2 separate regions of the Homo sapiens genome follow, and region 2 is linked to region 1. Evidence: chromatin loops called from intact Hi-C (ENCODE). Cell type or tissue: GM12878. All regions are shown on one strand. Links, peaks and the distances in the headings refer to the core of each region. The heading gives the core; the rest is flanking DNA.

The links. Hi-C counts contacts between places; a loop is a spot of excess contacts. Peaks named below come from ENCODE experiments on the same cell type or tissue, not always from the same donor. Only the 100,000 strongest peaks of a DNase experiment are listed, where the experiment ranks them.
Region 2: a loop joins it to region 1, with 2.7 times the contacts of the local background. A loop is called at or near these places in 3 of 110 quality-filtered maps.

Annotation. Positions count from the first base shown.
Region 1 is chr7:35,716,945-35,732,674 of GRCh38, reverse strand. It overlaps LINC03013 (long intergenic non-protein coding RNA 3013), which reads right to left. Exons shown (of 2, transcript NR_108083.1): 2 at 12,963-13,605. LOC124901615 (a long non-coding RNA gene) reads left to right here. Exons shown (of 2, transcript XR_007060286.1): 2 at 45-713. Among named protein-coding and RNA genes, the nearest start is that of LINC03013, 8.4 kb to the right of the region's middle. RefSeq lists enhancers at 2,133-2,382, 3,293-3,392, 3,843-3,992. In GM12878, for the core only: CTCF peaks have their summits at 3,900 (motif pointing left), 4,888 and 7,296; DNase peaks (open chromatin) are centred at 3,244, 4,832 and 7,294; H3K4me3 peaks cover 1,484 bases; H3K27ac peaks cover 6,236 bases.
Region 2 is chr7:36,277,344-36,293,073 of GRCh38, reverse strand. It overlaps EEPD1 (endonuclease/exonuclease/phosphatase family domain containing 1), which reads right to left. Exons shown (of 8, transcript NM_030636.3): 4 at 11,849-11,959; 5 at 8,254-8,388; 6 at 5,297-5,435. Among named protein-coding and RNA genes, the nearest start is that of MATCAP2, 82 kb to the left of the region's middle. RefSeq lists a silencer at 740-1,034 and an enhancer at 11,329-11,990. In GM12878, for the core only: no CTCF peak of the experiment used is centred there; DNase peaks (open chromatin) are centred at 4,912 and 9,225.

The DNA.
Region 1 (15,730 bases), core at 3,048-11,047:
ATAGCGGTGTCAGCCTCTGATTCCCTGCCTTATCATCCTTTCAGGTATCATCTGAAATACCCGGAGGGACTTCTCTTGTGGATGAGAGGGGTACAAACGCTTTGCTTGTGGCATCAGCACAATCTCCATGGCAGAGACATCTCACTGGGCACCTTCCGTGCAAGTCACCCCTCCCTGCTTCCTTGTCCTTTTGATATCACCTGTTGGAATGTGACTCTTAGAATCCATAGGCCAAAAGGCTTGCTGCTCTCTCTTCAAGATTCAAAACAAATCTTCAAAACTGTGCCCAGAAAAAACATTATAGTAATAAAAGGAAGATAACAGAATGAGAAGGAGGCAGAGAGAGAAGAAAGGGGGAAGAATATTAAGGATGGGGTTTAAGAAGATTAGGGAAAATGATGATGATGGTAGTAGATGGATGGTTGAGAAAGATGCAGAAAAGAAAACAAATCTGAGATCTTCCTTTGCCAGCTATGCATGTGTGGATTCGGGTCACAATAGGACACTAATGAGAATCCTTATCCAGAGTTGGTTTCATGTCAGGTGCTAAGGTAAGGACATCACATGCATCATCTCTCACCTGGATCATGGTAGTCGTTTCTTAATTGGTTTCCTTGTCTCCACCCTTACCCTCCTTAAGTGTATTCTCAACCCAGCAGCCAGAGAGATTCTATTAAAACACGTGTCATGCCGTGCCACCCTTGTGCTCAAAACCCTTCAGTCTCCTACTCTCTGACCTCATTTTCCTCCACTGTGCTCCACCTTCGGTTGACTCCAGCCATACTCACTGTTCCTCAAACATTCAGGCTTGCTTCTGCCTCAGGGCCTCTGTGCAGACTGTTCCCCCTGCCTGGAAGGCTGTCCCCCTGGTGCCTACCTGTCACTTTCATGTCCATAGAGTCACCTTATCACTCAGGCTCTTGGTCACTCCATCTAAAATGAAAGCTCTCCCCAATGCTGCCTAGCTCTTTCCTTGTAACATGATATATAATTATATATAATTAAATATATACATGATATCTATTTTTTTTTTTGTCTATCTTTTTCCTCTGGAATGTAAGCTCTAGGGCAAAGATTTTGTTTGCTCACTGCTGTATCCCCTGTTCAAGGATAGTGCCTGGCACATAGTAAGAGTATACTAAATATTTGTTCAACAAATTACTTCATGAGGTAAGGAGGTAGGTGCTGTTTTTTTTTTTTTTTTTTTTGAGACAGAGTTTTGCTCTTGTCACCCAGACTAGAGCGCAGTGGCGCAATCTTGGCTCACTGCAACCTCTGCCTCCTGGGTTCAGCTATTCTCCTGCTTCAGCCTCCCGAGTAGCTGGGATTACAGGTGCCCGCCACCACCCCCGGCTAATTTTTGTATTTTTAGTAGAGATGAGTTTTCACCATGTTGGCCAGGCTGATCTCGAACTCCTGACCTCAGGTGATCTACCTGCCTCGGCCTCCCAAAGTGCTGAGATTACAGGCGCGAGCCACCACGCCCGGCTGGTGCTATTATTAAGCACATTTTATAGATGATAAAATTTGGATTTACAGGTGTAAAGTAACTTGCCCAAGATCGTATGGTTAAGTGAAAGAGCAAATGTTGAACCCAGCCATGGCTGTTTTTTCTTTTTTCTTTTTTTTTTTCTGATGGAGTTTTGCTCTGTCTCCCAGGCTAGAGTGCAGTGGCGCGATCTTGGCTCACTGCAATCTCTGCCTCTCAGGTTTCAAGCGATTCTCCTGCCTCAGCCTCCTGAGTAACTGGGATTACAGGCGTGTGCCACCATGCCTGGCTAATTTTTGTATTTTTTTTAGTAGAGATGGGATTTCACCATGTTGGTCAGGCTGGACTCGAGCTCCTGACCTCATGATCTGCCCACCTCAGCCTCCCAAAGTGCTGGGATTACATGCATGAACCACTGCGCCCGGCTAAACCATGGCTGTTTTTAAAGCCTGTGCTCATAAACACCTCACTGTCACATGGTCTTCCTCTTGCTACAAGCAGCTGAGCTTAGTATAAGAAAATAGCATTTCTCACACCAGTCTTTCTTTATGGTTAACCAGACCACTAGACCTTCAGACGGCCTTCGTGGGTTGCAGGTTGAGTGTTTGTTGACAGAAAGGGATAAAGAACAAAGTCATAATGCATGTGATATATGGGGAAGTGAAAGAACAACTTTAAGTCCATTTGGTTAAGAATAGGAATATGAACTTATGAGGCCAACCCCACCTGGGGTTTCTGGCGTGGGAAGGGGCTGCCTCATCAGTGCAGGGTCACCCATAAGCAGGCATGGGCACTGGCAGAGCAGGGGCACCAAAAGAATCCCAGTACCATTACATGGGTGATGTTGGCTATTTGATATTTTGAAAAACATCTAAAATGTGTCATTGTAGGAAAAACCAGAACTTTGCTGGACTTCTTTACAGGCATGTGCATGATGGCATTGTTTCCTACATTAAATTACGTATGGAAGCACCATCAACTTTGCAGTGCCCAGAGTCTCTGAAGATCTTAATCTGGCCCTGCCGATCATGGTTGATGGGGCAGTGAACTCATTTCATCTATCATATACTTTCAAATATGTGTGTGTGTGTGTGGGTGGGTGGGGGGTTCCCATTATGTAATAAGAGGTAAATGGGATAAGAACAGTTTCTGTGTAAATCCTTGAGGAATAATAGTGGTCTTTGGGGAAGGTTGGTCTAATTCAGTTATTAACATTGGGGTTAGTGTTCTGAAAAGCTCCTATTCCTCCTTCAACACTTTCCCTGCGGTTACCTTTGTGAAGCTTTCTTTTCCCAGCTCCCTGCTCTTGCTTCCCCCAGCAATTATCAACTCCTCTTCTGTGCCATAGGTATTATATTTATCACATTGCATCATGCTCCCTTTTATTCACTTCTGATTCCCTGTGAGGCTCAGAGCTCCTGGAAATATGTCTCTTGTTCATTATCTTATCTCATTCATCTTTGTATCTAGCACAGTCCCTGAGACCTGCTGGAGGCTCTGAGATTATGCCACAGACAGTTTAAAACCAGACTCTGGAGGCTAGGGGAGTTTCTAAGAAAAAGATGTCCTTTGGTGACTCCGCTTTTAAGACATGTCAGGTGTCTAACACTGGCCCCCCAGCAGGACAGATGAGCTTGATTGCCTCTAGAGCTTCTCATTTCTCCTCACAGCTTTTCTGCTAGGCTGCTCGGTGACTCACAGCAGGAAGAGGAGGCATTGGTGCTAAACTGTCCCCTAACACCTCCTCCACCATGCCCCAAAAAACCAAAAATGACAAAAAAAAAAAAAACTAGCTGAGATACTTTGGGTTGCCGGGCCCATCACTTTCTGCTTTTCAGTTCCTTATTCTGTAGAAGTCATGAGTTGAAATGGGAGACCTAAGTTTCCTTCAGGCTGTAAACTCTCTGAGTCTTTGATACTACTGCTGGGCAATGGTCATCTCATACTCCTGCCCTCCTCCCACTCTGCAGAGCAGATCAGGCCTGGTTCCCAAGGAACAAGACCTGCACCCACCCCAGCCCCTGGGCTGCCCTTCTGTAGCATGTCTTTCCTTGCTGTCTGCCTCTGTGCTCTCCTGCTGTACCTTTCATTCTGTGGATCAAGCCTGCTCTCAATGGCCATTTTAACCAGATTTTATCTCTGTAAAAATGGTAAGTGATAAATTTAGAACATTACATATACCATGATGCTATTTATGTGTTTTATTTTCAACTTCATGTGCTGGCCTTTTGTCTGCTTGCTCTCAGATCCATTCCAGACCATCCTCTATCTGGGCTTTGTATCCTTGGGAACTACATTTTCCAGGCTCATTTCCAGACTGGCTAAGGAGAGCCAGTGACAGACACTGGAGAATGAGAGGAGGGAAGAAGACAGGTTATGTCTCCCTTTCTCCCTGCTTCACATGGTGTCTGATAGGTTTCGTCCATGTCTCCACCTACTGTCAGATAGCCTCTTCCTCTACTGCTCCAGATTTAGCTGGAAGTGCTGCCATGGTCCCAGATTCTTCCAGTTGACCCAAGCTCCTGGGCTCTGGTAACTCTGCTTCCTCCCTCTGTCCCTCCAGCTCCAGGGTTGATAGTGGCTTCCTGCTGTTCTGTGGCCACTGAACTCCCCCACCATCTCTGTTAAATTCCCTCTGCTTGCAATGTCATATCTAGCACTGCTCTGCCTTCTGATTGCACTCTGACTAAAACACTCTGAATGTATGTGCACAATGTATATATGTGCAAAAACACAAATATATGAGTATTCATCTGAATATACATGTATGAAAGCACATAATGTATGAAGATATGTACATGTATGAAAACACACAGAAGAAGATCTAGAAGTTTACACATGAAACTGTTAAGAGTGGAGTGTGTGTCTGGGAAAGGAATGGGACTGGGCTGGTGTGGAGTTGTGAAGGAGGATCGCGGCTTTTTAAAAAGTAGCTTTATTGTGGCATCATTTACATATAAAAGACTATAGCTTTTATATGAGTTTGATTTTTTTTACAATGAACTTGTATTCACATGTTGCTTATATAATATGAAAAATAACTAGTTAAAAATATTAACAGCAGGAGTGGGCAATATATCAAGTGCTTTAGCCTAAGCTGTAATCCATGTAGGGAAAGCTCTGCAGAGATGCTGACATTCATAAATGTTACTATTTACCATGTTCCAGGCACTATGCTAGGCCTTGAAGGGCTATCAATATGGGCATGATCCCTCTCTGTGTTATCTGCAATAATTAAATACACAATTTGTGTCAACCTTTACTCATTATGAAGAAGTAAAGAGGGCAACACCAGGCCTAGTCTAGTCAGTGTAGGCTCCCTTGAGGCCATGACTCACCAGCTAACACCCAAAAGTTGAGTAAAAACAGCTTAGTTACTGGAGGGACATGCACAGGCAGTAGGGGACAGTCAAGCTGAGCTGATGCTGATTGCTTCCCTGGTTCCTGTGCTCAGGGAAGCTGTTCTAACAAGAGAGAGTTCTTTAGAAAGTGTTTCTCATTGGAACCTGGTGGGGGTGTGGGGGTCGCCAGTCTATTGGAAGTGTGTGTAAATTATGGGAGGAGTCTGTGAGGGCTGTCGCCATGCCTCCCACAGTGCTGGACCCACTGTCTGTACCCCAGGTGGCTCTCGCCTGAGAGGGGGAAGCCAGTGGCATGCATCTTGCAGTGATTGACAAGGCTGCTTGGAGGTGGCTCAAAAACTAAGGACACTCTGGAATCAACAATGATGCCAAAGGTGCTGATGTCCATCAACCCCCTCATCCTTTGATAGGAACAACTGACATTTTTCTCAGTCTTTAGTATAGTAGTGTGCAATGTTCAAGACAAGTCCTTTGTTCAGCTTCCATCCATATTTCCAGCCATAAGTTCTCCTTGAAAAGAAATGCTGAACCTTGTGGTTAAAAGGTACCCATGGCGCAGGCTTCATTCTTCCAGAGCTTGTATTTTTCCTCTTTTTTGCATAATTCAATTCAAATGTTTTTTGCTTGAGTCTTGGTTTTCCAAATTTATAGATGTTTCAGCTATGGCTGTCATCCCCTTATTTTATTATAAGTCACCAATCTCCTTATTTTATTGTAAGCCACCCATTTTTTTCATGAGATTAGGTTACTCACAAAGTAGCCCATTAATTGCAATTATAGTTTAATTACAGCATGTCCAGGTCTCTCCAGACCATATAAAATCAGGTTACATTTCCTTTTGATGTCCAAATTACAAAGGTAACAACATACTCTTAGCTTGACCTCAGTGTCCTCCAGCTATTTCTGGGCGTCTCCAATGGGGTGTGTCATTCGTGTTTATAAACCAGCTGCCATAACCGCATGGATCCACCTGGTCCTTTCTCTCCTGCTCTGGTTCCTCCAGGTCTGCTTTCTGCAGGGCCACATGGAAATCCTCAGTGTTGTCACAGCCCATCATGAAAGCAGTGCTGATTAAGCTCAAAACACAGTCCTGCCCTGTGCTGCCTGGTGGGGGTGAGGGAAAGCTGGTCCATTGGAAGTGTGTGAGATTCTGGGAGGAGTCTGTTAGGGCGGTTGCTGTGCTTCCCCCAGTGCCGGACCCACTGTCCATACCCCAGGTGACTCTCACCTAAGAAGAGGAAGCTAGTGCCATGCATCTTGTAGTGGCCTGCCAGCCCAGCCAGTCCTCAGGTTGTCAAAGCAGAGGGGGTTTTATGCACAAGCAGGGAAAATGGCCTCTCATCTCAGCACTGAGCTACACTTTGTCACCTGGGAGCTGAAGCAATGATGCTTGGAACTGAGAACCATAAAGGGTTTTTTGTGGACAGTTTCCCTGCTTTCTGGCTCTTATGCATCTAACCATTGGGGTCTAAAACCAAATCCAAAGAGCTAGGAAGGAAGAGAATCCATACCATCCTTCCAACCTCCTCCTCTTGGTTCTTAGCTCTCTCAGCAACACTTGGTTCTACTCCCCAGGTCACAAAGCAAAACTTCCCAACCATATCAACAGAGACAAACAGATACTCTTGTGTCTGTGAGAGTGTAGGTGTGCTGATGGGTGTCTACACTAACAGTCTACAATTAGGTTTGACTGGTCAAAATATATTTTATGTGCTACTTAATAGTTTTAATTCACTCTAATAACTGAAATATCTGGTTTTAAGTAGATTCTGAAGAGAAATGCTCCACATTACAGTGTCTTTCCCTAAAAGATAGAACCTACATACACATTGGCCGGGTGCGGTGGCTCACGCCTGTAATCCCAGCACTTTGGGAGGCCGAGGCGGGCAGATCACGAGGTCAGGAGATCGAGACCATCTTGACTAACACGGTGAAAACCCATCTCTACTAAAAATACAAAAAATTAGCCGGGCGTGGTGGCAGGCGCCTGTAATCCCAGCTACTCAGGAGGCTGAGGCAGGAGAATGGCATGAACCCGGGAGGCGGAGCTTGCAGTGAGCCGAGATAGCGCCACTGCAGTCCGGCCTGGGTGAAAGAGCAAGACTCCATCTCAAAAAATAAAAATAAAAATAGTAAAAATAAAAAAAAAATAAAAAAAGAACCTACATACACATTGATGTCATGTAATTCACAGGAGCTGCACAGGTGAGAACCTGTTTGTTGTGGGAAGAAGCAAGAGCTCCTCCCCACTTCCCGTGCAGGGCTGGGGTACGCAGCTGCTGTTTAAGAGCAAGGCCTGAGGTCTAGCAATGTTCTTGCCCATGTGAGGCCTGGTTTTGCCTCAAAGTAGAACTTCTGAAACAGAAAGTTTCCTTATCTCCCTGGCAGGACATGCGACAGATGTGCGGCTCGCATGTTCAGTGTCCCACTGCTCAAACCCCTAGGGGGAGCATGCAGACAGGTCGTGGGGAGCTCCGGACAACTGACATTTTTCTCAGTCTTTAGTAGAGTAGCATGCGGTGTTAAAGACGAGTCCTCGGTTCATCTTCCATCCATATTTCCAGACATAAGTTCTCCTTGAAAAGAAATGCTGAAACTTGTGGTTAAAAGGTACCCATGGAGCTCCGACCTCACAGCAGTGCCTAGGGTTGAGTATTTACAGCTCCTGAAGCCCCAGTGGGCATGTGTTACAGTGTGCTCTTTCAGTTTTGCCGTCTGCAGGCAACTTGTGTTAACCAGCTCAATTAGACCCTCTGCCGTATGACAAGGACAGAGGGCCTCTGTATCCTCAGTTCTTGCCCTAGCGTACCGGAAAGAATCGGATAACATGTAGGCTTGGAAGATCGGTGCAAGGTTTTATTGTGTGGTGGAGGTTGCTCTCAGCAAGGTGGATGGGGAGCCAGAAGGGGGATGGAGTGGGAAGGCGGTCTTCCCCTGGAGTCAGGCTGTCCAGCGGCTGGACTCTCCTCTGACTGCCCCGACCGAATTTTCTGCATCGTCTTGCCTCAATGGCCTGCTGTTGTCTGCTGGTGTCTGTCGGTGCGCTCTTCTGCTCCTCTGCTCCTCTCAACGTCCAACTGCTTGTGTCCACGCCCGCTAGGGTCTCAGGGTTTTTATGGGCACAGGATGGGGGTGTGGCAGGCCAGAGTGGTCTTGGAAAATGCAACATTTGGGCATGAAAACACGGGTGCCTGTTCTTACTTAGGTCCATGGGCACAAGCCTGAGGGTGGAGCCCTCGCCAGGAACCCCACCCTTGTCTACCCAGCACTTCCCTGGCCACCTCCTGTGTCACTTCTACTGTTTCCTGGTGAAAATAGTAACACTGAGAATGAGTTGGGGTGGAACATTGACCTCTCAAAACATTTATCATTTTCTCATGTAACAATGATGGTGTCATTTCCTGTTAGGGGCATTGGGGAATAAAAACACTTTTTAAAAAGTATAAAACATTCTCTTTGGAAATTTACAATAAAAAAAAAACACGATTCTTTAGTGAGTACTTATCCAGGCACTATTTAATTTACACTCAACATGGAGCCTATCAGTCAATCGTCATATAAGGTAGAAGCTACCATAGCTTCATTTTACGAATGAAGAAACTGAGGTGTAGACAAGTTGAGTAGCTCACTCAAGGACACAGCAGAGTCAAGATTCAGACCTGGATATCCCGATTCCGGGAGCTTTGCTCTTACCTGATGCACTCTTCCCCTCACCTTTAAGAATTTGAAGACTGTTGCCAGTCAGTTCATCAGATTCCCCTCAGTATGTATTTGAACACAGCACAATCTGTAAGTTGGTGTAAAAGCAGTCATTGACTGGCAAGAATTCTAAGGGTAATCTCATCAAATTACAATGCTCATCTTTCTGAGTAGAAATTTGGGTTTAAAGCTTTAAATTCTTAAAAAATAATACAGCCTCTAAAAAAACCCTACCACTGGTTATATTTATATCTACTTGTGTTATGATATAGAAACTTAGTTTCATAAGTAACTGCCAACATGTTTCCCAAAGTGGCTGTACCATTTTGCATTCCCACCAGCAATGAATGAGAATTCCTGTTGCTCCTCACCCTTGGCAGCATCTGGGGTTGTCATATTCTGGATTTTGGCCATTCCTATAGGTTTGTGTAGTGGTATCTCACTGTTGTTTTAATTGGCATTTTCCTGATGACATATGATGTGAAGCATCTTTTCATATGCTTATTTGCTATCTGCATATCTTCTTTGATGACATGTCTTGTCAAGATCTTTTGCCCACTGTTCAAATGAGTTGTTTTCTTATTGTTGAGTTTTAATAGTTTAAATGTAGAGAGAAATAGATGATGTTTGTTTACTAGAGTAATCAAGATATAATCATTTTAAGAGCTAGTTGATAGCAAATATAAGTTATTTGCTCTAAATTTGATAATATAGAAATCTATCTCTAATATAATAATAATAGTGAGAGACTGTATTCTTGTAGGGAAATTTTTTCTAAAAAGCGTGGTAAAGCTCTGATGATTCTATAATAGGTTCAAAGGATTGGATTTGTTAGATGTTGATGATGTTGATGGGTTGCTAGATGTTAGATCATGACTCATGATCTAACATCATCTAACACAATCTAACGTGATCATCGTCATGACTCATGATGAGAGAGAGCACAGCATAGTGGTTAAAAGTATGGATGCTGGCGTTCAAGTCCCAGTATTGACACTTATTATTTGTGTGACATTGGGCAAATTACTCAATCAGTGTGGCCTCAGTTTCCTAACCTGAGAAATAGGGAGTACAATATTACCTACCATTGTGGACTGAATGTTTGTGTCCCCCAAAATGCATATGTTGAACCCCTAACCCCCAATGTAGCTGTATTTGGATATGGATATGGTGGCTCTAAGAAAGTAATTAAGGTTGAATGAGGTGTTAAAGATGGAGCCCTGATCCCATAAATTAGTATCTTCATAAGAAGAGACACCAGAGAGCTCACTCACTCTGAGGAACACAGAGGAAAGGCCAGGTGAGCACACAGTGAGAAGGCAGCTGTCTGCCACCTACGAGGAGAGCCCTCACCAGACACCAGCTCTGCTATACCTTGGTCTTGAACTTCCAGTCTCTGGAACTGTAAGAAAATAAATGTTCGTTGTTTAAGCCACCTAGTCCATGGTGTTTTGTTATGGCAGCCCAAGCTGACTAATACCTGCCTTGCAGGGCTGTTGAAGGATGAAATGAGTCAATACACATGAAACGCTTTGCACAGTGTCTGGCACATGGGAAGCACTATATAAGTGTTAGCTGGAATTGCTGACCTCAGATCTGTAGATCTGGGGTTTGAGAATTGGTGATGTTTTGCACAAGTGTGATATACATAATTGTACTGAGTTTTGAAAAACATATTTGAATAACTAATTTTAAATTAATTAAGTGGGAAAACATTTTCATTCTAAAGTCAACCCAGTCGGATGAGAGTAAACATACCAATCTAGGTTAGGGCCAACATCTCATGCCTTCCTCCTTTCCTCCACTTCTCCTCGGTTCCCTCTTCCCTGGATATAACCTCTACCCAACGATAAGCAAGTTGTAATGGGTCTCTGGGGAAAGAGAAGACAGAACAGGAAATGTCTGCATAGATAGGGGAAGCCTGTAAAATGCAGATGATGGTTGTAATTTTAGGAGTTCAAATATAAATGGCATCGAGTTGAACTCTAATTTTAAAATAGTAGAGGCTAAAATGCTTAAATGTTAGTCTTTAAATGATTTTTTTCCTTTTATTGTATTTGACTTGTACATATTTGGATCCTTAAATCTTTAGATAACTATCATAAAAGTCAATTTAGGATGGAAGAATTATTTTCTGTGAAGGGTCAGGGAACCATGGACAAAGAAACAACTGCTTTAGATAAATATTAAAATATACTTTCAGTCCCAAAGTATCACCTTAAAGGGGGAAGAGGAAGAAAAGCTGGACAAGCAGGAAGAAAGAGGGAGAAATGTAAAGAAAGAGAAAGGAAAAGAAATAGAAAAAGAAGAGAAAGGAGGAAATAGAAGCAAGGGAATAAAAAGAGCGTTATAATAAAATTTGGTTCTATAGGTTTTGAGGGGTTTTTGTCAAGGTCATTTGTAAAGTTCCTCCAGCGGAAAGGAACAAGAATTTTCTGCACCTTTTTAAAATGTAGATGAACTAATTGGCAAGTGTTTATATGGCTTCCACTGTCCCCACCCTGGGAAGAACAATTTTTGGCCTGCCTGTGTGACAGATATCCTGGCCCTCCAGATTTGGAGATGTAGCACTCGGTCTAGTTTTAGCAGTAAGATTTAGACTGGTGAATGACTGTCCCACTTCCTCCTTCCTCAAATGCATGGATAGGTAAGACCTTCCCTGAGCTGGGGGATTCCATCTGGCCCACCTCTTGCTTCCCTGGGCTAGAGACTCTGCAAGCTGCTGTCTCCACAGGGCTTAGGTCCTGATAGAAACCAACTGAGAGACAGTGGCATTTAGGACTATACATGTGGGCATATGTCGGACACAGAGAATGACTAAGAGAGATATCTTTAGCTCCCTTCCTGTCTTCTTCAGGCTCCCATCCAGCAAGAATATACCCTTCCAGGTTTTTATAGTTTGGGAGTAGAGAATGACATTTTTTAATTAGTTCAATCAATATTTATTGAGCATATACTATGTTACAGGCAATGTGGATACAGATAGGCATTGGAGAAAATGTCAAAGTTCCTGCCTCCTTGAGTCTGCAGTCAGGAAGGCAATAAATATCCCTTATTTGGGCAATTTTGTACTCTTCCAATATGTGACCAAATATGGGCACATCTTCCAATACACAGACTGACCCCTGTCCCCTTTATGTAAATAAAGAAAGAAATCTTTGATGACCAGGAAATAATCTGAAAGGCAATTGTTCATGTTCTCATTTGTAAAAAGACTTTTAAGGGGTTGGGTGTGGTGGCACATGCCTGTGATGCTAGCACTTTGGGAGGCTGAGGCAGGAGGATTAGAAGCCCAGGTGTTCAAAACCAGCCTGGGCAACACAGTGAGACCCTGTCTCTACCAACCAAAAAAAAAAAAAAAAACAAAAATAAAAACATAAAATATCTTATTTAAAAAATAAGTCTTAAATATTATTTCACTTTAACTCAACCCTCATGCAGTCAAAGCAAAACAAAACAGAAAATTTGCTAACCTTTAAACCCAGGACAGGATCTTTTACAAGGGCAGCCCTTGCAACCTCCTGGGAGAAAGTTCATTCTCTGGGTTTCAGCTATAGCAGCCTCTCTCCCTTGCTTCTTACTTAGTTCTAAGTTCCTGGATCAGTGTGGCATGCTGGACCCATTGTCCTCGCGGTGTGGAATCAGAAGCAAGCTGTAAAAGCGTGTTCCTTCTGGTTGTTCTGGTTGCTTTGGAGGCTTTCCATCTTCATCACCTTCTGAACTGGCCTGAAGCTTTACAATGGCTCCTTGGTGAGGGGTTGCCTATTAATCACCCCATCTCTGCTCTTACTCACTGGCAGAGCACTGATTATGTTCAGGCATAACAACCCCCACCCCCATTCTCCTCCATCTAAGGATAATGGCAATCTCTCCCTCCTGGCCAAGTGATCCACTTAAACAGGTGTTTGTGACTTGTTCCACAGTTAAGTAAGTGGGTCAAGAGAGTGGCAGAAAGGCCTGCAGGTTTTTCCTTGCCCTTAAAATGAGACTTATGAAAAGAGATACTTTTTGTATCTGCATACTTTTTGCATTTGCATTTTGCATGGCATGATAGCAGCCACCTTGCAACTACCTTTAAGCCAGCTGGAGGACGAAACTGATAGGCTGAGGATGGCAGGGTAGAAAGTGGGAAAGAATTTGGGCCCTTGATTATCAATCAAGCTGCTGAATCAACTGACCCTAGGACTACCCTACTCAAGATGTCTCATTATATAATACACTGTATTTTCCTTTGCTTAAATCAGTTGAGTCAGTATCTTCCAGTATGCGTGACTGGATGCCTCCTGATACACCTGCCTATGTCCACTAATACGGGCACCAAAGAATCTCAGATGGTGGTCATGGGTAGGTTTCTGTTTGGCTATTCTGCAATTTCAGGAGAAGGAAAATGACAGGATAAGAAATTAATGCTGTTAATTGTAATCAATTGTTAATTAAATTTTTATTTTGAGATAACTGTAGATTCACATGCAGTTGTAAGAAATAAGGCAGAGATATCCCGTATACCCTTCAAACATTTTCCCCCAATGGTAACATCTTGCAAAACTATAGTACAATATCACAATGTTGATTTCTACCCCTCTACCTCACTTCAGAGCATATCCATGTATATACATTTTATATTTTAGGCTTCATAAATTCCTAGTTTAAAAACAGTTTACTTGGATTGAACTTTGTACTTTTCCAAGGCATTTTCTAGTCCACTATTTCTCTTAAGGCTTAAAACATCTCTGACTAAGTGAACAAACAGATGAACAAATGAAACAAACATCTATACAATCAGAAGTTAAGGGAGGTTTGAAATAGGCACTGCCACAGAGTAACTGTTAGAGAAGGAGTTCCATGGTACAAACTTTGCACTCTCCATCTACGAAAGGTGGCAGAGTCCTTGAAGTGTTTTTCCTCTCTCCAGCCAGTCCCCACCACTACTGATAATTAAATCCTTCTTGTCAAAGGACAGGACTGGTTCTGGAACAGGTGATTTCAACATCGTGGTGAGTAGTATTATGGAAGCTGGCAAGCACTGTATAAGATGGATCCTTTTGTGCTCATCACCTGTCACGCAAAAAGGTTTGTTATTTTGTGATGATTTCCATGAAATCTCATGGGCTCTATTGGGGGAAAGTTACAAAGCAAGAATTAACAAATAAAGATAAGAGATGGGCCAAAGTTATCTATTGGACACACCATCGGTGGGCATTCCTTGTCCCCTTGCTGCTCTCCTTCTTATAGGGCAAGAGTGAGAACAACCTAGTGGGTGGGAGGGTAATCAGACTTATTGAGTAACATCAGTGTGGGGTTAGACACCAGCTCTCTGAGTTGCCTGGGAAAGTCAACTTTCAGCACCTGAAGGCACTGGGGTCTGTGGAAGGGAGAAACTGGTCTCATGAGCAGTTTGGACGAACCCCTCCTGTGGGGATAAGGTTGGGGGCCTCAGGTGCCAATTGGCTTGTTATCCAGACAATGCAGGTGAGCCACCTAGGTCAGTTGTTGCCAATCCTGATTGTGGCAGGGTACATTTTATTCATCTTCAGATCCCCAGCTCTTAGCACACAGCCTGGCATATGATAGGTACATGAACAATGTCTGATAATGTAATGATTGAATGTGCTTTTGTGCCAATTAAAAACAAGTAATTTGGGTTTTGCTCATGGAAGGAGAGGAGGGCTAATAATAGACATTGTTGCCTACATTTCTTGAATCCCTGAAAGACGGTATACACATTCTGCCCTTACTTTGGTAAAACCTCTCTGAAGAGTCCACAACTCTATGAGGAGGCTTCCTGGTTCAAGCAATATTTTTATTGAATTTTTACTATTTCTTTGCACCACTGGCCAATAAAGCCAGTGTCTAGGATTTGTTATACTGGCACTGAGACACTCAGTAAAGGAAGGCTCTGCTGGTGACAGCAGCTCTGGAATTTTCCACAACCACTCTAACAATCTTTTTGAATCTTCAGTACTTTTACTGAATTAGATACACAGTACAATGGGACACTAGCCACTGTTTGTAAATTTTTCATAAAAACAATTTGGAAAATGACACCCCTTAAACAATTAAATTAAATTAATTAATTTATTTATTTATTTTTGAGATGGAGTTTTGCTCCTGTTGCCCAGGCTGGAGTGCAATGGTGCGATATTGGCTCACTGCAACCTCTACCTCCCGGGTTCAAGCGATTCTCCTGCCTCAGCCTTCCAAGTAGTTGGGATTACAGTCATGCGCCATCATGCCTGGCTAATTTTTTTTGTGTGTGTGTTTAGTAGAGACGGGGTTTCACCATGTTGGCCAAGCTGGTCTCGAACTCCTGACCTCAGGTAATCCGCCCACCTTGGCCTCACAGAGTGCTGGGATTACAGGCATGAGCCACCGCGCCCAGCCAACAGTTTTCTTTAGGGCAGTGTTTCTTATCTTATCACTGCTGAAAAGTCCTTTTAAGACTATTTCTCCACAGACTCCTGTTCTGAAATATTTTGTTTATAAATACATATTTTTGTTAAATAATAATCTTCCCAAGAGGAAATCAAGTAGTCAAGAAATTTTTTTAAACTAAAAGTATCCTTGAGGCTGTATTTTAAGTAAACAAACAATTATCTTTAAGTTTCCTAAAAACTTAAAGTTTCAGGAAAGCTTCAGTTTCAGTAAAAACTGAAAATAACTAGAAGAATTCTCATCCTCTTTATACCCTCGCTTCCCTCCCCACCCTCGCCCCCAGACACTGGTTATTACTTTCCTCAGCTGCTGGGATTCTGGGTATTCTAACTTTGAAACTAGAGTTCCAGAAACACCAGGCAGATAGAATAAAATTAACAAAAGCCTGTGGATTCTCCTAGGTTTTTTGCTATCCATTTACCCTCCTTACTGTTAATGGGTCTTTTACTGTGGCAGTTAGCCCTGCCTCAAAGTCTCCCAAACTGGGGACGATTAGCCCCAGCTTATTGCTAAGATAACATCAAAAGAGGCAATAAGCAAGTTGGCATAGGCAACACCTCTCACCTTAAGGAACTGTCTCCTGAGATGTAGAATAAATCACTTGTCCTCTTTAAATGAATCTCTTCACCATGGTTTTGCTTGATTCCCCCATCCTGAAGTTGCTGCTTTAAGATGGGTGGGAAAATCTCCAGCAAAAGCATAACAAAACAGCAAGTAACAGCAATTTTTTTTTTAACAGAAAAAGGAT
Region 2 (15,730 bases), core at 4,266-12,265, 560 kb before region 1:
TATATATCAAAAGGACTAATTTTTTATTTTAACTTTTTAACTAGGCAGTTTTCTTAATTCTCTTACTGGGAATAATTTTTTTTTTAACTTTAGGTGTAACAAACCAACAATCATATTCTCTGAAAACAGTGACACTTTTGTGTCCTATTCTTCCAAGTCCTCTTTTCGACTTATGAATCCAAATTAGCTAGGAGGAAGAGTGGTCACAGAGGGGCTGAAAATGAAACAAAACCTGACACAGGAGAATATCAGAAAACAGTGGCTCTAGGCCAGGCACAGTGGCTCACACCTGTAATCCCAGCACTTTGGGAGGCTGAGGCAGGGGATCCACTGAGGTCAGGAGTTTGAGACCAGCCTGGCCGACATAGTGAAACCCCATCTCTACTAAAGATGCAAAAATCAGCTGGGCATAGTGGTGGGCGCCTGTAATCCCAGTTACTTGGGAGGCTGAGGCAGGAGAATCGCTTGAACCCGGGAGACAGAGGTTGCAGTGAGCCAACATGGCTCCACTGCACTCCAGCCTCGGCTAGAGTGAGACTCTGTCAAAGAAGAAAAGAAAGAAGAGAAAGAGAAAGAGAAAAAGAGAGAGAAAGAGAGAGAGAGAGAAAGACAAGGAGGGAGGGAGGGAGAGACAGAGAGAGAGAAAGAAAAAGAGAGAAAAAGAAAGAAAAGAAAGAAAGAAAAGAAAAGAAAACAAAACAAAAGAAAAGAAAAGAAAAAAGAAAGAAAGAAAACAGTGGTTCTCGGCCCCGGTTCTAAGAGAAAACAGCTGGATGACTCTGAGTGTGGAATTTGAAGTTTGTCACTTCCCAGCTTCGTGACCTTGGGCAAGCCTTTTAGTCTATAAAAGGGAAAGAACAAGCCATTTCCTCCCAGGTTGGTGTCAGGATTAGAGGAGCCGCCAGAAGCGCCTGGCACGGGGCACTCACATGTAGCGTGGGCCCCCTTCCTGATCAGTTTCCTGATACAGCTTCACAGGTTTGTCAGGGAGAGACACACAGTGGAAGTTAAATATGTGTGCATAAGAACTACAAAGTGATTTCAGGGCCAAGGGGGAAAGGTTTTCTCCTAAAGCATTTTAGACATTTCTCCCACAGTCTGATTTACCCTAGAGGAAGTGGGATAGTTATGAAGTATTTTCCAAGCAAAGCGAGTAGAAATCCTGAAAGAACACTCGCCCCCCAGCTGGGCTCTGCGGGATTCCCCTGGGCTCTGCTTGACCCTTGTTGTCCCACAGCAGGAGGTGGCATTTCTGCCACACCTTGTGAAGGAGGCTTTAGGGAAAGCAGTTCATAAACGAAGTCATAAATGTATCCACGACACTTGGCAAATCTTTTTTTCCTGGCCACGGGTGTGCTTCCGTAATAACAACTGCAGGGAAAGGAATCTGAAGGGAAGCCACTCAGGCCACCACCAGAGGGCGCATGTGCATTGCAGATGGCGCCCTCCTCTAGGAGGAGTGAGGACAATGGGTGGGATGGAAGGAAGCCTCTCCTGCAGGGCCACCCACACCATGGAGAAATCAGTGCCAGCTTGAATAATAGTCATGGCACTGTGCTGACCACTTCCTCGATAGCACCGCACTTAACAGCCACGACCCATGGGGCAGGTGCTGTTACCATCTCCCTTCTGCAGGTACGAAACAGGCTCCCAGAGGTGGGAAGGTTTGTCCAAAGTCACCAGGCCAGGCCTCAAATCCAGGGCTCACCACAAAGGGCTAGGATGGAAGACCACACGGAAGTGGCTGCTGTCCACTGCGACACCAAGTGCATCAGCAGGCACTCAATAAATATGTGAGCAACAGACAAGCGGAACCACAAATGTCCCAGAATTAGGGTGCAGTTTGATTTGGAAAGGAACAAAGAGAAAGATGCTACATTCATTGAATATCAAAGAAAACAAAGTTCCCATATAATGAGGGAGGTTTTCGTTGGGATGCAGGCCTGCAAAGGTCTGGGCTGAAAAAGACAATTCTAAAGCCAGGAGAGACGCTGGTGTCAAGGGTCAATAGAGCCAGCTCTGTGTAGCTTCAGGAGTGACAACGGTTCCCTTTTTGAATGAGCACATCGGATTTCTTACAACTCATGTTCTTCCGATTGAATCCGCGTCGGTGATGACATCAAGGCAGTTGTTGCTTCTGAGAATCCACAGGTAGATGCGCAGGAGCCTGAGTTATCTTCCTAAAAAGCCACCCACCTGGGCTGGGCTCCTTTGTCGCTCCCTTGATTCCCAGCAGTGAGGGGAGAACGTTTTGGGCTGACTTCCTCAGAGAGTCTCTAGATTTATAAAACGCCAATGACAACTACAGGAACCAGTCCCCACTGAGGGACCATCTGCCAAGATGTCAAGAGTTACTACACACCCTGTTTCACTCTTGCTCAGTTCACAGAGGGAGACCCTGTCCCCAAGTCCTGGTGAGGTCTGAGGGAAGAAGGTTCCACTAGGGGACTGGCATATCCCCACTGACGTCAGCCTGCATGCACGTTCCAGACAAAGGCAGAAAGGCCCGGAGCTTGCTAACCACATCGGTTCTGTTTGCTCTGATAGAAGCTGTGGAATGAAGGCTTTGTCTTTGCTTTAGCTGAACCCCTCTGCTGACTTGTCTACCCTTGTTAGACCTGGGCAGGCTGAATTGCTTCCTGAACCCCTGGGTCTGGAGTGTCACCAGTTAATAATTAATTGGGTACTAGTTACAAGCAGGGGACACAGGCAGCATGAGTCATTGTCCCTACTTGGATGAGTCAAGGCCAAGCCAGGCTGTGGGTCAATAGTACCTTGGCAATTTGGAACATAACCTGCCCAAGGTTTTCTGCCAAAATCCTGACTACTCCCTGGATACCAGGGGTGGGGTGGGGGGATGGTGACTGCCTAAGGCTGTCAAAGAAGTTATGAGCTGGCATCTTTCCTTTCTGCTTCCACAAAAAGTTTGAGATCAAGAACAATAGTAATGTCCACAGATGTGACAAGCTATCAAGTTGTCCATTTTACAGATCAGAGTCTAACTATAGGTGGACAATTTCCCACACAGTTGCTTCTTGGATAGAGCATCTTCTGACTGTTTTTAGCCTGAGGACTCATCCTTAAAGTAGAACGTTGGTCACGGCATGTCCTGGTTCAAAAGAAAAGCTGCTGCACATCAATCTTCACAGCAGCGTTGTCACAACAGGACAAAGGTGGAAGCTACCCAAGTGTCTATCAGAAGATGAATGGATAAGCAACAAACTATGGTGGATGGATGCACAGTGGGATATTACTTAGCCTCAAAAAGTGAGGAAATTCTGGCCAGGCGCTGTGGCTCACGCCTGTAATCCCAGCACTTTGGGAGGCCGAGGCGGGCAGATCACGAGGTCAGGAGATTGAGACCATCCTGGCTAACACGGTGAAACCCCGTCTCTACTAAAAATACAAAAAATTAGCCAGGCGCGGTGGCGGGCGCCTATAGTCCCAGCTACTCGGGAGGCTGAGGCAGGAGAATGGCGTGAACCCGGGAGGCGGAGCTTGCAGTGAGCCGAGATCGTGCCTCTGCACTCCAGCCTGGGCGACACACACACACAAAAAAGTGAGGAAATTCTGACACATGCTACAACATGGATGAACCTTGAAGACATTATACTAAGTGAAACAAGCCAGACACAAAAGGACAAATATTATCATTCTACTTATTTGGGGCACCTAGAGTAGTCACAATCACAGAGACAGAAGGTAGAATGCTGGTTGCCAAGGGCTGCAGGGAGGGGCGCATGGGGAGATATCGTTGAATGGGTACCGAGCTTCAGTTTGGAAAGATGAAAAGGTTCTGGAGACGGATGGTGGTAATGTTTGTACAACAATGTCAATACATTAGTAGCACTGACTTGAATATGTAAAATGATTAAAATGGTAAATTTTATGTTACATATATTTTACCACAGTAAAAAATCTTTTTTGTTAGAAATGCAAATTCAAATACATATATACATATATACATACATACATCTTTTGAAATGTGAGCCTACAGTTTGACTGAAATATTTTTGTAGTAAAATCTTCATGAATCTCCCAATTTGAGGGGCCAGTTTAACGAGGAAGTCTTAGAAAGCTAGAGAATATTGGTCCAGACTCAAAAGATAGAAGAGAATTCCAAGCCTCCAACTACAAACTCACCTAGACAAGGTCAGTGTTCTGAAAAATCAAGCCAGATGGATAAGATCACAGTCTTCACAGCCTTGTCAACCTTTTCTTTTGGTAAACCAAGTGCAGAAAACCATCTATATTAGTTGGGGCATAGCCCCCCTTTGTCCTGGAGTTCAGCTCCTTTTTTTTTTTTTTTTAAGAGATGGGGTCTTGCTGTGTTGCCCAGACTGGAGTACAGTGGTGCGATCAAAGCTCACTGCAGCCTCGACTTCCTGGGCTCAAGTGATTCTCCCTCCTCAACCTCCTGAATATCTGGGACTACTGGTGTGTACCACCATGCCCGGCTAATTTTTTTCGTTCTTTGTAGAGACAGGGTCTCACTATGTTGCCCAAGCTGCTCTTGAACTCCTGGGCTCAAGTGATCCTCCCGCCTTGGCCTCCCAAAGTGCTGAGATTACAGGCATGAGCTACCGTGCCTAGCTAGAATTCTGCTCTTTTCAGTGTTCTCTTAATTCTTCTCATGTTTTAGAGTCAACTCGTGTACATGAAGTCCCTACTATGTGCTTGGTATTGCTGCAGACACTGTTACTTAGCCCTCTGGGTACTGCTATGAGATGAGTACTGTCCCCCATCAGATGGGGGCCTGAAGTGGTTTGGTGGCTTGCCTGAGGTCCTACAAGATTAAAATCCAGCATTTCTGACAGGTTCAGGGCTTCTTCAACATGCTCTGTATCCCGCCAGAGAGAAAAACTCAATTCACCAATCATCAGCAATTTACCACTTCCCCTTGTCACCCCCGTCTCTCTTTCACAGGAAGAGCACATGCAAATCTGCAGGCGGCACCACCGGAGTGATGCCCGAGGCAGCTGGTCCCAGGATGAGCTGTCTTCGGGGAAGGGCATCATCACTTATATTCTTCCCCCCTAATCCTTTCTATCTAAATGAGGCTAAAAAGCCACAGAGCTGACAGCTTGGAACGCATATGCTAGGTCCACAGAGGCACAGATGTGGCCGTGCAGGGTCAGCTGGGCTCCATGAGATGCCAGAGGTTTGACTGTCCCCTGTACCCGCGACTCACATTGCTGACAAACAGCCAGCCCAAGTGGTCAGAGATGGCTCAGAAGAGGCAGCCCTGCTGCTCTGCAAAACAGTGGCCGAGTCACAGCAAAAGACAATGTCCTACCTTTCAGGGTTTCCTGTAGGGTCTGTGCAAAGCTCGCCAACCGGTGGCCATCACTGTGATTCTTGCTGGGATTCTCGCTCCCCAGGAGGGTCAGGGCTGCCAGGTGAAGGTTAACAAGGGTCAGGTCGTGACTTCCCACCTAGGCAGCAGGAAACAAAGCAACAGGGAGAGGCTCAGAAGCTCATATTTCCTGTATCCGTTACAACCGACTCATAAATAGCTTTGTGCACAGAGTTGACAATGGTAAACAAGAACAAGGCTGGCTCACACCCCCAGGAAATAATGTAAGGTCTTTCATCTTCGATTTTTCCAAGGCACCTGCAGGAACAAGGCCTATTTTGTTCTACCAGTCCACCCCTAACATCCCACCGCCTACTCCTCACTTAGAGCCTAAAAGATTGGGCATATCTGCATATCTGTAAATGTTTGAGTTTTTTTCTTTCTTTCTAAGCAGTCCTATATAAGAAGGAGGTGGAAGGCCAGGCATGGTGGCTTATGCCTGTAACTCCAGCACTTTTTTTTTTTTTTTTTTTTTTTTTTTGAGAAGGAGTCTCACTCTGTCACCCAGGCTGGGGTGGAGTGGCATGATCTCAGCTCACTGTAACCTCTGCCTCCCGGGTTCAAGTGATTCTCCTGCCTCAGCCTCCCAAGTAGCTGGGATTATAGGTGTGTGCCACCATGCCCAGCTAATTTTTTTATTTTTAGTAGAGACTTCACCATGTTGTCCAGGCTGGTCTCAAGCTCCTGACCTCAAGTGATCCTCCTGCCCTCAAGTGATCCTCCTGCCTCAGCCTCCCAAAGTTCTGGGATTATAGGCATGAGCTACGTACCCGGCCACAACCCCAAGCACTTTGGAAGGCTGAGGTGGGAGGATCACTTGAGGCAATTTGAGACCAGCTTGGCCAACATAGTGAGACCCCATTTCAATCAATCAATCAAAGGAGGTGACTCTGACAGCTGGTTGTTATTATAGACTTGGGGCTTTTCTCCAGAGGGCCAGCCTGAGGTCTCCTGCCAGGACCCACCGCTGGGATGTGCCTCCTCCTCCTCCCTACACCTCCCACACACGCTCCTCTGTGTTCTTTTCTCTCTGGAGCCCACTATAGCCAGATGCTGACTTTAACCTAATTTCAAACGTGTCCAAACCAAAAGCTTACAGAACCTGGCCAGCCTAGGACATGCCCTAGCCCTGCATCCCCAAGGGCAAGTGCAGAAACACAGGGTCAGAGTTTGTCTCTGGGCATCACAGCACTGCTCAGCTGCTCAGGGCTTAGCAATCTTGCCCTTCCATTTGTCATGGCAACCAACATCAACACTGCCAGGAAGGGAAGGGGTATAGGGGAAGCCCCCAGGAAGTGGAGGGTGCCCGTCTTATCTTACGGATGTGGTCCCAGTTTGCCAGCAACCAGGACCAAGAGCTCTGCAGCTGCAGCTCTGCCTGCTAGAGAAAGCATCTTAAGGCTGGGTGGGGGGCACAGTGCCTGAGGAGATGAGCCCCATCTCTGTACTGCACCAACTGCCAGGCCTATAATGTGACATGAAGTACAAGAGGCCAAGTGCCTGTTTAGGGGGCTGCTTTATTTAGAGGATTTGGGCTAACCAGCATTTTCTCATTATACCCTTAAAAACAGCCTGCGTTGTGGTAATACTGGATTATCAGTATCACCCATAGGGTTACATGGCCATAACCCCAGGTGGCCAACACTGGAACAGGAACTTGACATAAAAAAAGGGCCCAGGGTGGTGTTAGGAGGCTTAAAGGTGATACCTGGCTGACTTACACGTCAGTACCACAGATACAACCCATGGACACCCCCAGGTGTACATGTGCAGACAGAGCCCCATCAATATCACAGACAGAGGAATGAGAGGGGCTGCTGGGTGTGACAGATACCCCCAGGGTGAGCACACACCCACCCTCATCAACTCACAGTGTGCAAGGTGGCACAGGGCCTTGTAGCCTCAACACAGGGGCTGCTCCCAACCCTCAGCTGGCAGATACTCCCTGGGCTGGGGTTTGAGGTGACTGTCAGGTTCAAGAACTGCTCTGGAGCACACAGAAAGCAGGGGGTCTCCATGCCCAGGAGGGGATACGCTTGCTGAGCTCCAAGGCACCGGACCTGCTTGCCTGGCCTGTGAGCTCATGGTCAAGGACCACGGGGATAAGGCTCACTGACTGCCAACTTCATGACCTGCTTTGGCTTCTGCTGTCCAGCTGCTGACCATTTTGCGGTTCATTAACACTTCCCAAGGGCATCCGGGGAGAACCAGAGAGACTGCGCTCGATCAATCTGCTGAGCTGCTCCCAGATGCTGGGGGGACAGAGATTCCCACATGGGCGATGCCAGTGACAGGACTGCCCCTGGCCCACAGCCCAGAGCTCCTCCTGAATCCCCTCCAAACCCAAACCACCCCTTGAGAGGCCTTTCTCCCTGGTAATAAAGGAATCGGGCCTGAGATGCAGCCGATAAGAAGGGGCTCCTCAGGCCAGTTCTGCTGCCCTTGAATCCAGCCATTCCCTAACACCTGGCCTTGTGAACCAGTGCCAGGAAGGTGAAGGATCACTGAAGGGGCTTTTGGAAAGTAGGCCATCCGGATAATCCCCCAAATTCTGTATGTCTGAGGTGGGGTCTAGGAATCCCTGACTGTAGGAAAATCTCCCCAGGAGACTCTAATGAGGGTCAGGTTTAGGAGCTATACCAAATCTCCCTCCTTCCCCCCTCTCCTGCTCAGATGCCAGAGTTACTGGGGCTGTCTCAAAATCCCTTTCATTCCTGCCCTGGACAAGTTCACCTGCCAAGGAAGCCCCAGGAGAGACAAAAATCTCCAATCATGAGAGGCTGAAATCAAGGCAAAAAGACGAGACTTCTCTTACTCATGCTATTACAAAATGAGCCCTTTTCTTTCCTTTTTAGAAAGAAGCAGATTCCACGTCACAGACGGCGTGGAGCGGGTACCTTGAACCTCCCGAGGTATGGGCTGGGGCCCGCCAGCTTCCCGTGCCCGTTGCTTGGCGAGCTCTCCTGTGAACCCGCGTCTCTCAGCTCCATGCCGGCAGCCGCGTCCCATAGGAATCCTGCATACCCAGCTCCCTGCAGCGGAGAGGGAGACAGAGTCTTGGTGCCAGAGCCCTAGCGCCACCTGGGGAAAGGAGGCAGAGAGGCCAGAGAGACCGAGAGGCAGTAGGCCCTACTCTGGCTCAAGCTGTTTCTAAACCAAAAGCACACCACGAAAGCCACAGCCACTCTCCCTTGCCCTTCCCCAGCCCAAATAATTTCACATATTGCCAATTTCAGAGCTTTCCATACAGACAGGGTGGCCTGGGCTCTTCTGTCTTTGGGGGGAGGTGGGTGAAGCCCCGGCTAGGCACAGAGATATCTTCAGAATCATCACATCCCATGAGGTAGCAATTCATGCTTCCATTTCCCAGATGAGGACACTGCTGCTCAAAGAGGTTAAGTGACTTTCCTGAAATCCCACAGCTGATCACAATGCTGAGACTAAAACATATAACTCCAAGGGATGGGTTTTGCTTACTGATTAGCTGCAGCTTACAAAAATGGTGCCTGGCACCTAGTAAGAGCCCACTCAGTGTTTTCTGGGTGAGTGGAGGTCGCAGTTGACCTAATGGCTTGGGGCTGCTCGAGGGCCCTCCGCAGGTGGATGGGGCCATGGCAGAGGTGTGAAGCTTAGGTCAGAGGTGCCAGGGCTGGCGGTGGGGCAGAGTCCTAGTGCCTAGTGTTAAACCCTGCTGCTCTGAATATGCCTGCTTTGCGCTGCTGCCGCCGCCACTGGGGGCTTGTGGAAGAAGACACACTTCTCCTTTCTACCCCACCACAGCCTCTGCTGTCCATGAGAATGCTTCCTCAGCACCCGCTGCCTGGGAGCCATCTGCATGTCATTTGAGAGGCCAGCAGTGCTCATCACCACTCTTCCCCATTGCAAAAGGAGGGGAAGTGACTCTGCACAACCACCCTCCTGAGCAGCCACCACAAAGTCCCCAAGGTCAGCTCTGGTCTAAGCCACATGCCTTGTCTGAACATGCGTGTTTTTAGGAGGAGGGAGGGAGGGAATGAATGTATTGTATGCTGTGCACTTCTATATTTGAAATTATCTCCTTGCCCACCCCCTGGAGAGTGTGCTGGTTTGAGAACGAGAAGACCTGGGCCTCAGTCCCACCTGAGTCACTTAGCCGCGGGACCCTGGGCGACCCACTCAGTTTTTCTAAACCTCAGCTTCCTCTGGTTTGGAGGGAGGTATGACTGCCCTGCTGGCTTTGGAGGATTATCTCTCCATCTGCCATTTCCCAAGTCATGGTGCCAGAGTAACTTACCTAAAGCATCACTCGAGTCATCTTCCGCCCAAAAGCCTTCAGGGGCTCCCCGATGGCCCTGGAGGGGAAGCCTCTGCGGTGGGGCCTACTCCTTCCTCTGCCTCCCTCACCTGCTCAGCACTGTTTTCCCCACCCCCACTTCCCTGCGTGCTGCTCCTTCCACCGCTGGTTTCTTGCCCCTCCTGGGAGCCTTTCCCAATGCCCCTGACCTAGGCGCTCCCCTCTCCTCCAGAACAGCAGCCGGAGGAACAGGGTTTCCAGACAGAGAGAGTGAACTGGGCTCAGGTCCGAGCACCTCACATTGCAAAAGGGTGGCTTGTGGGCAAATCATTTCATCTTACTAGGTCTTCACCTTCACAGCTGGAAACCACCCCTCTGGCTATCGTGTAAGCCCTAGGGAGCTGGGGAGAAGATGCCTGGGGCAGAATTTCAGGCATCGGAGAAATGGCCCACTTTCTTATGTTTGTCTAGGGACAGAGATTGAACATTTTCAACCTGCAGATATATTCTGTTTGATTCACATAGTGTTTAAATTTTTTTGGATTATCTGTTCATCTTTAAAATTCAGGAAATTTCCCATTAAAATGAAACTGGGAGGTTTGGCCACATTGGGCCCACAATACTGCAGGGTAACAACTGGGTAGACATGGACCCAGCAGCAGCCAGAGCCAGGCATGAGCTCTCTCAGTCCACTGCAGGCGGCCAGCCTGCCACCTCATGCCCGTTCCGCCTGGCCCTGGCCTGCGCTACGTTCATGATGCATTCCAATGCATAGTATCTTTTAAAATCCTATAGCCACCCTATAGGTGAGCTAAGAAAGGGCTATCGCTCCCATTTTACAGATGAAGGAATTGAGGCCGAGAGGTTTTGGTGGATGGAACTCGGGTCTCCCTGCAACCTCATGTTGTTTTCCAATGGCCTTGACACCCTGACCTGGAATGGGGTTACCTGTCTTGCTCTCCAACAGGCTGTGCACTCCCTGCGGGAGGGGCCAGGTCAGGCTCCAGCCGGGATCCCCACTGTGTCTTGCAAAGAGTGAAAACATGCAGGCATGGAGTTTTTCTCACCAGTGTGTACCTGGCATGAAACAATATGCCTGGTACATAGCCACCTTTCATTAATGATTTGTTGAATGAATGCAGTGCTGAATGGACTATAAAAGGCTTGTGAAGCTCAGACACCTACATACATGTAAAGTGCGATCAAAAAAGGAAGGTGGTATTATTCTTATTATTTCCACGTGGACTGGAAGGGAGAACCCTGAACTAGATGCATTCAAATTCAGCTTTATCTCCAGCCTTCTCTGAATGTGTGCTGACTCACTGTCAGCTGCAGGAGCCATTTACACCCCCAAACATAAAACCCAGAGACAGAAGATTTACATGTACCTCTTTAAGTAGTAGCTAAAAAGAGAGTAGGGGCTTACTGTCAAAAAATGGCCACTTTTAATCCAGTATACATTTATGATTTAAGAGCCTACATTATAAACATAATCATATTAAGTATAAATCACATGTGTTTGTAAGCATGTTAGGTATACTAGGGATTTAAAAATCTGCATTTATAGGAAAATTATGTAATAATACATTTTCAACTCCTGGTTATTATCAGGAGTCTGTTTAAAAATCTAAAACTCCATTGATGTTAAGCATTGCAAGGTGAATAAATCTGGCCTTGAATAATAATATGAGGGAAAACGTGTATTTACAGAGATTTACCCTTACCTGCTCATATGGGTGATACTGATGAAAGAAAATTCAAAACCAAAATCTGCTGAACATTTCAATAGAACATTTCTATGTTGAAATTATGTGCATAATTTCTACCACTAGAAGCAAATACTTCATGTGTGAACTAAGGTGAATCTGAAATTTTCAGTCAACGAGTAATGAGCTCTGCACAAACTTGGCAGAAGACAGAACTGTGGCGAAGGGATTAGAAGGACAAAGGACAGAAATACCCATTTGTTGCCTTTCTCCCCTCCTCTCCTCCCAACACCCTAAGCTCTCATTTCCTTCTTGGCAGGAGTCCATTCCCAATCTAAACGTGAACCGAAAACCAGGGCATTTGGAAATGAATGGCAAGGATTTAAAAATTGGGCAGAAATACAAAATTGAACCGGGGATATTGGCAAAGGAAATTTTTAAATGCCCTTGATTAGGGGAAAAGTATGTATAAATTAAATGAAGGGAAAGGCCAGGCTTTGCAGACGAGGGTACCTTCTGGAGCTGACTCGAGGGCTTCTCAGCAACAACAGCCTTCCAGCATCCCCGGGGCCCCTTCCACTTGCGGATGTTGGGCAGGGTCGGCTGGTTTAGCTCCGTGCAGAACTGCAAAGACAGAGCACAGGTCAGAAGCGTGGGTTCGCGCCTAAAGCAGTCCCGGCTGGCGGCGGCCTGAGAAGCCAGGCACTGCATGATTCTGAGTCATCAGCCTTATTCAGACACTGCTGAACTACATCCCTGTTTTTCAAACACTAGGGTTTGCAAGAGCCAGATGACTAAACAAGCACCACACATTAAAAAGAAAACTGCCTGTGTGTGAAACACCAAATTATCACCTGGGGACTCTCAGTTCACAGAAATTGATTCTCTCTGTAGCATTCCTGCCCAAACAGTTCAAAAAAAGTCATCAGAATCCTTTTCATCCTTGTAAAAGCAGCGGATTGAAGGTCCCAGGAGGATCTGGATCAGCGTCAAATCCAAAAAGGTAACAAGATGGATACATGGTGACTTTCTTCTTCAGGGCTCAGCTTACAGGGGCAAAAAATGACCTCCAGCTTCAACTTGAACCACCGTAGTGCTTGTCTTGTTTACCTCTTGCTGCGGAGAGCTGCTGCTGCACCCACACACGTGCACGCGGCATGCACTTCTTTTGCTAATGCATGTTGCACCAATATGGCTGTAAAGTGACTGTCACTGAGGCAAAATAAAATTGCACACAGTAGGATGAGGAGTGGAACAACTATCCACTTCAAAATATGGAGACCAGCTCCTCTAACTCATGCCTCAAACACAACCCCTTCTCTTGGGGTCATGCCCCCTTGTCCTTCACAAGCCTTGGAGCACTCCACTTGTTTATTTCTCTAACCACCCCTACGAGTGAGAGCCTCTTGGCTTCCAAGCACATCACCACTCTCTCCGCTTAAGGACTCTCATTCAGCCCCACTGAGGCAGCTTACACCCCTATCCAGAAGACCCCAGCATCTGTACCCGTCGCCAGCTGCTCTCCTGAGTTTTAAAAGCATTTCCCACTGCCTCCTTAGCATCTCCACCTGGAGGTCTCCTTAGCCCCTCACAGCAGCAGGTCCCAAAGGGAACACATTATTCCTTCCTCCACCCAGTGCCCATCTTGGTCCAAAGCACTTCCATCCTTCCCGCTGCTCGAACTCCTTCCTCGCCTCCCACCAGCGCACTGATTCCACTGTCGCATGTGTCTTGGGTGCTTCCTTTCTGTTCTCCAGCCCCACTGCTGGAGCCTGTTTCAGAGTCCTGTCTTCTCTCACGGGGGTCACTGGCATAGCTTCTAAGAAGTCCGTCACTGGACCCACCCTGCAGCTATTCACTAAGTTCACTGTCATGGCCATGCTGATGCACCTCTCTGCGGTCCTCAAAGTGTGGTCTAGGGACCAGTAGCCACAGAATCACCTGAGAACGTGCTAGAAATCCTAGACCTACTGGATCAGCAGCTCTGAAGTGGGCCCAGCAATCTGTGCCTGAACAAACCCACTGGAAGATTCTGATGCACGCTTGGGTTTGAGAGCTGCTGTGGCCGCCCAGGTCCTCCCTCAGCCTCTGCCCCAGATCCTGGCGGTGTGTGAGCAGCCACCCTCTCAGCAGAGCCTCCCAACGCCTCTGCTGCAGAAAGCCACTCTCATGCCCCCTGGGCAGCCCACATACAATGGTTGGGAGAGGCCAGGGTCTAAAGGTCTGGTCTTTCCCCTCACATTGCTTTATTTGTAAGAGGGAAGATGAAGCACCAGTACTTCATTACTGAGTACTGAGCTAGTCATTTCTAGAGGGACAAGCGCTGTGGGGAAGATGAAACCAGGCAAGGGGAGGGAGAGTGCTGGGAGGTCTACTTTAGAAATGGGCTATTCTAGGAGTGACGCTGCTTTTACAGTTAGTCATGTAAGCATCTATCTTTCTCCAGCAGTGGACTCCACAGGGCAGGGACTGTACCTGAGCCTCCTTTATAAACCCCTACCTGGCACAGAGCACAGCACCCAGTGATGCTCTGAAACATCTGCTGGTGAAGCAGAAAACTCAAGGCAAGACTGCAGTCTTCAAATCTGTGCATGACAGCATGACAAACAAAGCAGGGGCAGGGAAGGGGGTCGGGGATGCGGGGGAGTCGGGGTGGTGGGAATTTCTCCTTAGGCTATTATCCAAGTAGTTGCCTCCATTGTAACCTGACTCTTTGCATACAGATATGTTCTCTGCTGCTGAGTTTGTCTGGGAAGCATTCTCTCTGGAATTTGCTCAACCATGACTTTTATAGGTTCTACTTTCAACACAGCCCAGAGCAGAGTGGCTGTGGAGAGAGTCACTGCTGACAGGGGCGAGGGAGTGGGGAAGGCGGAGAGGGTGGGGTTTTACCCTGGATAAGTCCCCCTGGCCAGATGCTCCTGGCTGGAAGCCATCCTCAGATGGGAAATAAAACACTTTGGAAGATGCAGCCAGAATTTATCGACTGTAACTTTAGGGATCCTGCAAGGAAATGTACTTCACAAAGGGTCCCATTTCCTGCCAGGGAATCATTCGCTTGCTGAGTGATCATTAGTGCTGCATCCAAGAATCATTAAAAACAGAGCAGCTCTCCAGTGCCCAGCTGGTGCTTCACTGTTTTCCTCGCAGGGGGTCCCAAACCTGGTTGCTCATCAGAATCTCCTGGGATGCACCCTGGAAAGCTCTATTTTTAAGAAGCGCCCCCCCCACCGCCCCCCCACCAAGGGATCAGCCAACCAGGTAGATCAGAGAGGCCCAGCCCTGGGGGTGGAGAAGGAACACACCAAGGTGCTGTGACTCCCTGTCTGCAGCGGTGCCACCAGGATTGTTCTCCTTTTCCAGAAATCTAATCTCTCCTAACCCCCAGGAGGACCTTCAGATACCTGAGGACAATTGTATCTCCCATTCATACCCAAACCCCACCCTGGCTTAGAAAAACCCCTCCCTGGCAACACCATTTTGATGGGAGGGGTCGGAAGTCTGAAGAGGTGGCCCAGGCTGACAGCACTGATTCCCATGCTCGTGGCTGGTGGTCTTTTGAGCTGGTCACAGTGTGAGCACCAGTGTCACCTGGGAATGTGTTCAAAATGCAAATTCTCAGGCTCTACCCCTGACCTACTTAACTAAAGATTCTCAGGGGCGGGGCCTAGAAGTCTGCATTTTAACAGCCCCTCTAGATGACTCTGATAGGTTCAAGTTGATTTCATGGATGAAGAAAAGACATTCTCATTTTTCTTTGCTTTCTATTAATATTTAAAAACTTTTCACTCACAGGTAAGCTCTAGGAGCCCTAAGGAAGCAGAATCCCTGACCCTTAAGGGCCATCTTTATTCTGTATGCTTGAAGCCCTGTCCTTTAATAACCTCTCTCAGCCCACAGAGCAGATCACCGACCCCTCGCTCTGCCTTCTTCTTCAGTATTTACGTTATTAGGGATAGTTAATAACTTGAGCGACGAGGGAGATAAGTGTTTATGGCTACAAGCATTCTATGTCCTAATTTTCATGACCAGAGTTAAGGAAGGAGTAAGTATTTTCTTCTATTTTTAGGACTGAAAAAAGAATTGTTAACTTAGCTATCTGCACTAACTATTCACAGAAAACCTAAGGAGGTGAGCACCTTTCAGACGCTTGCTACTCAAAGTGTGGTCCATGGACCAGCAACATCAACCTCACTTGGGAGCCTGCCAGAAATGCAAACTCACAGGCCCACCCTAGACCTGCTGCACGAGAATCGGCATCATTTTCTCAAGACCCCAGTTGAGCTACGAGCTTCTCAAGCTGGAGAATCCTGGTTTAGAGCCTTCCTGTTGACCTGTACCAAGGCAGATGCCATTGCACGCACCGTCTTTATTATTCCTGGCACAGCCCACAGG